Regions from separate parts of the Homo sapiens genome. Here region 1 is linked to region 2. The links are chromatin loops, found by intact Hi-C in ENCODE. Cell type or tissue: HCT116. All regions are shown on one strand.

The links. A loop is a pair of places that touch in the nucleus more often than their neighbours do. Peaks named below come from ENCODE experiments on the same cell type or tissue, not always from the same donor. Only the 100,000 strongest peaks of a DNase experiment are listed, where the experiment ranks them.
Region 1: it touches region 2 in a loop (2.1-fold over the local background); 4 of 110 quality-filtered maps call a loop at or near these places.

What each region holds. Positions count from the first base shown.
Region 1 is chr9:99,298,001-99,302,000 of GRCh38, forward strand. LOC124902231 (a long non-coding RNA gene) reads left to right here. Exons shown (of 2, transcript XR_007061691.1): 1 at 1-55. Among named protein-coding and RNA genes, the nearest start is that of NAMA, 75 kb to the right of the region's middle. In HCT116, CTCF peaks have their summits at 1,732 (motif pointing right) and 1,936; a DNase peak (open chromatin) is centred at 1,744.
Region 2 is chr9:99,805,097-99,809,096 of GRCh38, forward strand. LOC101928438 (a long non-coding RNA gene) reads right to left here. Exons shown (of 7, transcript NR_109802.1): 2 at 775-895. Among named protein-coding and RNA genes, the nearest start is that of NR4A3, 15 kb to the right of the region's middle. In HCT116, a CTCF peak has its summit at 2,351 (motif pointing right); a DNase peak (open chromatin) is centred at 2,356.

The DNA.
Region 1 (4,000 bases), 510 kb before region 2:
ATCCCATCTTGATGCTGGAAACTTGGAGAGAAATGGAGTGGATTAATTTTCTCAGGTACTAAAGAAAAAAGTTTCTGAATATCAAAGGTAGGACCAGAAACTGCATGAATGGCTCTACTAGAAAGCTCCACTCCAGGGCGTGGCAAATCAGGGCCTGGCTATTGGCAGTCTCTTGTTTCTAGAACATGTTTCTGGAAGATTCTTCAAATGCATGTTGCACACAAATATGTTAAGCATGAATTTACTATGCTATTTGGCACAGGGAAAATACTATATCCAAACTCTGCCTCCTTTTAAGTTGAGAATGGGCTGGAAACTTGGAGGAGGTCAGGTTCCTAAGGATGGGCTTTGCTAAGCAGAGGAATATGGGGAGGCTGCAAACTGGATTAGCCAAGAGAAAGCTAAATCGTTAACATTTTGTGGGGTTGAACTTAAGAATTTCTGAGTCCTGTGGAGTTCATGGACATAAGGACAAGAACAAAAGGCTGCCACATCTGAATTGCAAACCTTTTTAAAGGTCCACTGAGACCAGAGGCACTTCTACTCCAACCCTTCTGTAATCCGTGAGGCACAAGGGTAACCTTAATGGAGTTCTTGTATGTAAAGAAAGGAACCAGATTCCCGGGCCCTTCTGAGTACCCATGATTTCTCCCCAACCTCATCTGATATGCTTTTGCCTCTGGGTGTTTGCTTACGCTGTTCCTGGTGCCTGGAATGCATATTCCTCTTTTCCGCTCACCAAACTTTCATTTATGCTTAGAAGCATAAATCGAGTCACACCCCTTGTGTGTAAAGCCTTCCTTGGACACTCCCAGCGGAGTTGGTTACATTCTGCTTGGGATTCCCACTTTGCATGTTCTTCTACTTGTCACAGGCTATTGTCTTCGTTTTGTTTGTTTGTTTTAAGAGACTGTTTTCCACAGGCAGGAAGGAGGACAGGCTTCCTATTCCCTTTCAGAAGTCCAAGGGCCAGGTAGATTCTGGTGCTTGTTAGCGGCTCCTTTTTGAAAGAACAGGAAGGTATGAAGTCTAACCTGTTGACAACGCCAGGATGGTTTTACTTTGTATTATTCATTTTGAGCAAATTTCCAAGGGGACTTTGAGAGACCAATGGGGAACAACGTGGAGGACTCCTGAGATGCAGACTCCTGGAACTTTCCCTGTCCCTGAGTTGTGGTTCAATAGAAAATGTGCACTTAGAAAGATATCTGCCCAAGTCAAACCTGTGTCCCAGGGAAAGGGAGGGCCAGGTGGAGACGGCAGATCTCATCCCCACAGACCTCCAAAGGGCCCTTTGGCACCATGATTGCTCCCTCTTCAGTCCTTCCAAGCCCTGTTGATGTTATAATCCCTGTTATTCAAATTGCACCAGAGGAATCCATGCCAGTCCATTCTGGCTTAGTCACTTCACTCATCAGCCCAGCATCCAGGGTGAGTCATTCAGCTTCAGGTTCCTTCACTTGTGGATAACAAAGTTGCTAACTTCATAGGATGGTTAGAAGAATTAAATAAGAGGTTATTTATTTATCCGTGTATTTATTTACACAATTTAAATGGCAGTATAACATAGACTGAAGTGCAAGAATCTTAACTGTAAGCTCAATGATTTTTTTAACATACATGTGCAGCTGGTAACCACCACCCAGATCAAGATAGAGAATTAAATGAGATTTTAAAAGCTGACAGAAGCTTATAAACTGTAAAGCGCTGAAGAAATGTTGGTTTTGAGTATTACCAGGAGGTGGAGCCTCTTTCCCATTAAATTCCCCTCCTATAACTTCTAGGTTTCTAGAAATCATTAGCACCAGTTGCAACACCCTAGCAAATCATTGCTGGTGCCAGGACCTTGATACCCCAGCCATGCAGAGTGGAGACACAGACCCATCCATTGCTGTTAATCTCCACATTATCAGCATGACTTCTCTGAGTCATGTTAGCCCCTGCATCCTCCCCTTCAGGCAGCAGGATGTCCTCACAAAACAGGGCCATTGACAACACAGGTGTGCAATTTCAATTCAGTACAATTTGATTCAAAAAGATGTGCCCTTTATGCTGGCGCTGGACAGAGAAGGGGAGAAGAAACTTTCTTGGCTGGGCCCTCCAAGGGGGCTTGAAATCTGTGAGGCTGTGGCCAGTTTATACATACCTGTGAAGTGAAGCCCACAGAGGCAAGAGCTGTGACTGTCACCCTTCTCACCCATGGGACTCTCTACCAGAGGGTTTCCAGACCCTCTCTCCAGGGCTGTCTACTCCTCTGGGCTGTAGCCAGCTTCTCCACTTTACCTGCTAGATTTCTCTCCTGGCTACTCTATGGCCCTCAGAACTTAGTGATTTCCTAAGAAACCCATCTTTTTACCTCTTCCACCTGGCTTCCTCCTCCTGGCTTCCCTCTTTCTCCGTTCTGGCATCACTAACTCCCAATCATCCACTCTAAGCCATATCCAAGGGTCAATTTTACACTGGCCATGGTTCTTCCTTCTGAACTTTCTCTGTCATTAGCTCCAGTGTCACCTTGAAAAGCCCCCATTCTGCCAGAGCCTCCTAACTGGCTTTCTATCAAAGCTGGAGTCCACTCCGTCACTTCCCTGACAAATGTTACCCACCCTTCCAGACCAAGGAAAACGCCTCTGCCTCCCAGAAGCACTCCTCGATTCCTTCAGTCACATGTTATTTACCTATTCCAACTGTTGACTATGGCCAGCCTTTCTCACAGTAAGTTTCTCACTCTCTCTTTCTGTCTCTGGTGTTAGGGCAGTATTTGGCCCTGGGCGATGGTGAATGAATGGATGAATGCTGCATTCAAGGCTAGACAACATAAGTAAAGGCAAAGCCATTGAGCTATTAATCATACTTTCAGGGACCCAAACCTCTTTTAAAAGGCCAGAATATGCTAATTCAAGTGGAGGCTTTGAGAGTCTTCCTTTATCCTCTCCATCCCTGACCCTTGAGCCTATCAGAAATGGGCAGACACCTGACACCTCACACTGCTCAATGCATGAAAATGCTGAATCTAGAGAAACTTTGTCATAATTACCTACCTACTTGAAAGTACAAACTACGTAATTTGCCTTTAAGTGTTCTTAAATTAATATAAATAATGAAGTATGCTCAGAATACTCAAGTACTGGTACATCAAATTGAAAACAATTAAAATTAAGATGGATTTGTTAGTATTGTGACTATTATTGATTAAAATGGTAATGATAAATAAGGAGAAATGTTAAGTACAACAGGGAGTTGGTAATATTTCTTCAAAGTAATCATTTTGCTGTGACTACCCAATTATTAGTACATTTAATGTGTTATTCAGTGCAATTAATTACCCACTTTGCTTCTGGGAAGGCACTAGGAAAAAATTGCTTTCTGCCTGGAGTGGAAAAGCCACTGCTTCTGGAGTGATGTGTGATGAAGACCACGCTCTTTGCGGATGTGGCTCCTAGCAACTCTGATAGAAGCTGCACATGCCCTTAGGGAAGAAGGGACACAACAGATGTAGCAGGTTCTCACTCTCACAGTCACTTGCTTTAGTAACCATGAGAGGTGCTGGTAAGCGGGCTGGAGGATGGAATCAGGAAACCTAGCCTGAGTCTTGGCTGGGTCAACTAGTTGTGTGACCTGAGTTTAGCTGCTGTGTCTCTCAGTGGTTCATTTTCCTCCTCTGTAGAATGGGAATAATACAACCTGTAGAGATCTCTATGTAAAGGGGACCTGTCAGTGGTGCAGATGTGCTGGGCTACAGTGATTACATGTCAAGAGCCTCAGGTCTTCCCCCAGGCTCACTCTGACTTGGAGATTTGCTTCTGGCTCCTGTAAACCACTTCTGGGAGTCACCTCTGGCAGTGTGCCATAGGTCTGCAACATCTAAATGCAAGGTGAATGTGGAAGTTTGCATACCTGCCCTCTACCCCCACTGTCAGAGGCATTTGAACCAGAGGGACTCCATCTTGAACAGGGGCTGGGTAAAATAAGGCCGAGACCTACTGGGCTGCATTCCCAGGAG
Region 2 (4,000 bases):
GGAGATCTTGTATATGAAAACATTCAGAGTATTATAAAGTCCCATACAAATATGAATTATTATTCTTATACTTTACCTGGAATTTCAAATGAGTTTGGAGCCTGGGCTCTTTAATCAAGTCCTTTTGTTACAACTCTTTACACAAATAATACCTGCCTAATTTCAGCAGTGCCAACATTGTATCAGTTATTATTATTTTAGAGATGGGGTCTTGCTCTGTCCCCCAGGCTAGAGTACAGTGGGGCAATCATATCTCACTGCAGCCTCAAACTCCTGGGCTCCAGCGATCCTCCTGGCTCAGCCTTCTAAGTAGCTGGGAATACAGGCACTCACCACCACATTGGGCTTGCTATTTATGTATTTATTTATGAGTGAATGAGAGGGGGGTCTCACTATGTTGCCCAGGCTGGTCTGGAACTCTTGGCCTCAAGCAATCCTCCCACCTCAGACTCCCAAGTCTCTGGGATTACAAGTGTGAGTCACCACAGGCCCCATATCAATTCTTAACATCAACTTTTATTTATAGAATTAAGCTGTCACTAATGTACACAGTATCTCTTTAGTACTAGGATTTAATGAAGTCTCATTACCACTAACCTTATCATCTATTTTACTTCCCTCCAGATATCCTCTATTATCACATCAATTTAGTAGCGAGATCATCTAATTGGTTTATTGGCCCCATTTACATTAACAAATCAGTTTTAACCAGTTTACTTTCAATAATATTTGTGAACTCCTTAACATAATCATATATTATTTCTCTAAACTAACCTTAATTATTCCATACTGAATTCTTCTCAGCCAAGAATGAACCATTAATAACTCTTCTTCCTATTTCTGGTTTTCCCCAACAGGTAGATTCTGATCTACTGCCAGACCTAGTTCTTCTTTCCTGAAATAAAGTATATTTATGAAGTACAATAATAAATTAAGGCTATCAGCTCCACAAGTTATGCACAAAAATTAATTTCGTAACTCTATAATCTCACTTCATCCACACACGAGTTTATATTTTCTATGGAATTTTTCCATTACTATTTCATAAGAAAGGCCACCAAACATACTCCAAGTTATGGAATGGCTGGTCAACTGCAAGCTTCAATTTTTTTCCTTCAGGGCAAGGAAGTTTGACATTAAAAATAAGGAAATGGCATATTGATAATGCAGTCTGATATAAGAATTTATTTTCTTATGCCTTTTAACCATTGAATTTGAATGGCATTCCAGTCTTAACTTAGATCTAACAGAGTATTATAAAAATATTATTCTCTGAAATTTTGCCTCTTCAGAAATCTTTAAACAAATGTAAAATAATCTTTCCCAAACAGAAGTTGAAACAGTAAAAACTTCAATGGACTTTGAGATTTGCAAATGTAACAATCACTTACAATCATTATCACTAACGATTTATATCCTTAAGATGAAACATCCTTCAAGAATGCATTAGGTGCACCAGGTGCAGTGGCTAATGCCTGTAATCCCAACACTTTGAGAGGCCAAGGTAGGAGAATCCCTTGAGCCCAGTTCACGACCAGCCTGGGCAACACAGGGAGACCTCATCTCTACAAAAAATGAATAAAATTAGCCTGGTGTGGTGGTGCACACCTGTAGTCCCAGCTACTCAGGAGGCTGAAGTGGGAGGACTGCTTGAGCCCAGGAGGTCAAGGCTGCAGTGAACCGAAACTGCACCATGGCACTCCAACCTGGGCAATAGAGTGAGGCCTTGCCTCAAAAAAAAAAAAAAAAAAAAAAAAAAAAAGCATTAGGTGCTCCTCCTGAGTCACTAAAGTATGGGTGATGTTATTTTAATATACTTAACTTCACTGCCTTTCCATAGGTAGCAATTAAATCATTCCCAAGATGCAAGTTAAACATTTGGTTCTCAGGATCACCAGTAAAAATTTCAAATCAAAACTTAGGAAATCCACAGCCACTATTTTGTACAAACATAGATTAATACTACTCTATGGCATAACCCACAACTTTAAATATTTATCCCCCTGTGAATGGGATTATAAAGGTACCTACTATATCATCTCAGACCCAATAAGAAGTTTAGCAACAAATGTCTCCTAATTTTCATGATCTCCATGTGGCCTATATAAAAGTAAACTGTGAACCTCTTCCAACAACAGTAGCCTCTACATTTTTTAACCAATTTCACATGAGACTGACAAGATACTAGTTATCCTGAGAAATGTGTTAAGTTTCCTGACAAATAAAGCCTGAACTAAGATCTCCCTTAAGTAGTCTAACTCTACAACCTCAGAATTCTTAAGAAACAAAAAATATCCTAAGAAGTTATCCATTCCCCTCATCCATCTTAGCAACCAAGTGGAGAATCTGGCCCCTCGCCACTAGAGGGGGGTGTTTCTTTTATTGGTTTCTCTTTCCCCCTAATTCGGCTGACCAGAATTTCTGGTTGAACTAGAAATAAGCCTCAAGATCAACATCCTGACCTTTATTTTTAATATCGTGTGGCCTTTTTTCTTTTTTTCAGGCCTAGTTAACACTAAAATATAAATTTCAATCCCTAATTACTTGTACTATTATGCCCCACATCATACTCCGTTGCCTTTCTACAAAGAGACTAACAAACTACACAATTTAGAGACTTTGACATTAGTTCACTGAAAATAAACAGAAAATCCAACCAAGTTTGAGTGTTTTTTTAAAAAAACCTTCTCATTTGCCAGGTTCATTATTTCATTTGAATCACTATAATACTATTTTAAAAATTAGACAGACAATAGCAACAAACTTTAAGGAAAAAATATACTTAAGAGACTTGCCCAAAATTTCAGGTAGCAAATGGCTAGGCCATAATGAAGACTCAAATGCTCTGACTCCTAGACCATTTCCAGTTCTATTATTCTATGCCATGAGTGAAAGGTACTAGATGAGAAGACCAAGGGGTGAACTACTCTTACTTTTTACTCTACCAGTCTAGAGCAAATAGATGTATGATTACTCATGTAACTCACTATTGCTCCTGGCAAATAACATATACCCATCTGCTTAGAATAGTCTCCACTGGCCACAAAATCAAGTCACAAGATGAGGAAGGAGTGGATGAAGGAGATAAGGGGAAAGAGTTGCAGAAGAGAAGAAAATAAATCTATCAAACAATCTTGAGGTCAGGCATGAGACACAAAATATACAAAAGTGAGGACCAAGATCTAAGCAAGAAATCAGAATCAGAATCAGAAAAAGAAGGAATGAACAACAAATGGTAGCAGTCACACCACCAGATATTCAAACAACCCAAAAGACTCTGGAAGAGACAATGAGTGCTGTTTGATTCCTTGCTGCTTCCTATGAAGATCCCTGGTCTAAGGCAGAGCCCCTTAGAAAAGATAGAGACAAGACCTGGCCAGTTAGAATCTGCATCCACTTTATGAAGGCAGAAGACATGGGGAGGGAAGAGCCCCAGCAAAAAGAAACCTATCCAAATAATATCAAATCCACCTGACGTGAATCTGCTTGGGACAAAGTAGGTATCACATCAGGATGTTTCTGGCTGCAAATGACAAATTCGCAGATCATGCCTACTTACACAATGAGGAACTGTATTATCTCACAGAACTGGAAGTTCAGAGGTAAGGCAGACCAAGTACAATACAATCAGCAATTCAGGAAGGTCATCAAGGGCTCAGGTTTCTTCCATCTGTTCTGTCATCATCTAGATCAGCTGCACCCCCCAAAGCTAGTTTCCCTCATGGTCCCAAGATGGATAGAGCAGTTCTAGCCACTATACTCAAACATAAAATCACAGGGAGATGAGGCATCATCTCTTTCTTTTCTCTCTGTTTAGAATCAATAAATCCTTTCCCAGAAGCACTCAAGCCGTCTGTAGACTTTTCCTTCATCTCTCATTGGCCAGAATAGGTTACAGGCCATTCCTAACTCTTCACCGGCAAGGGAAATGGGATTAACCATGACTGCTTAGACAAATCACCTGCGGTGGGATGAATACTGGGGAGTCAATCACCATGAC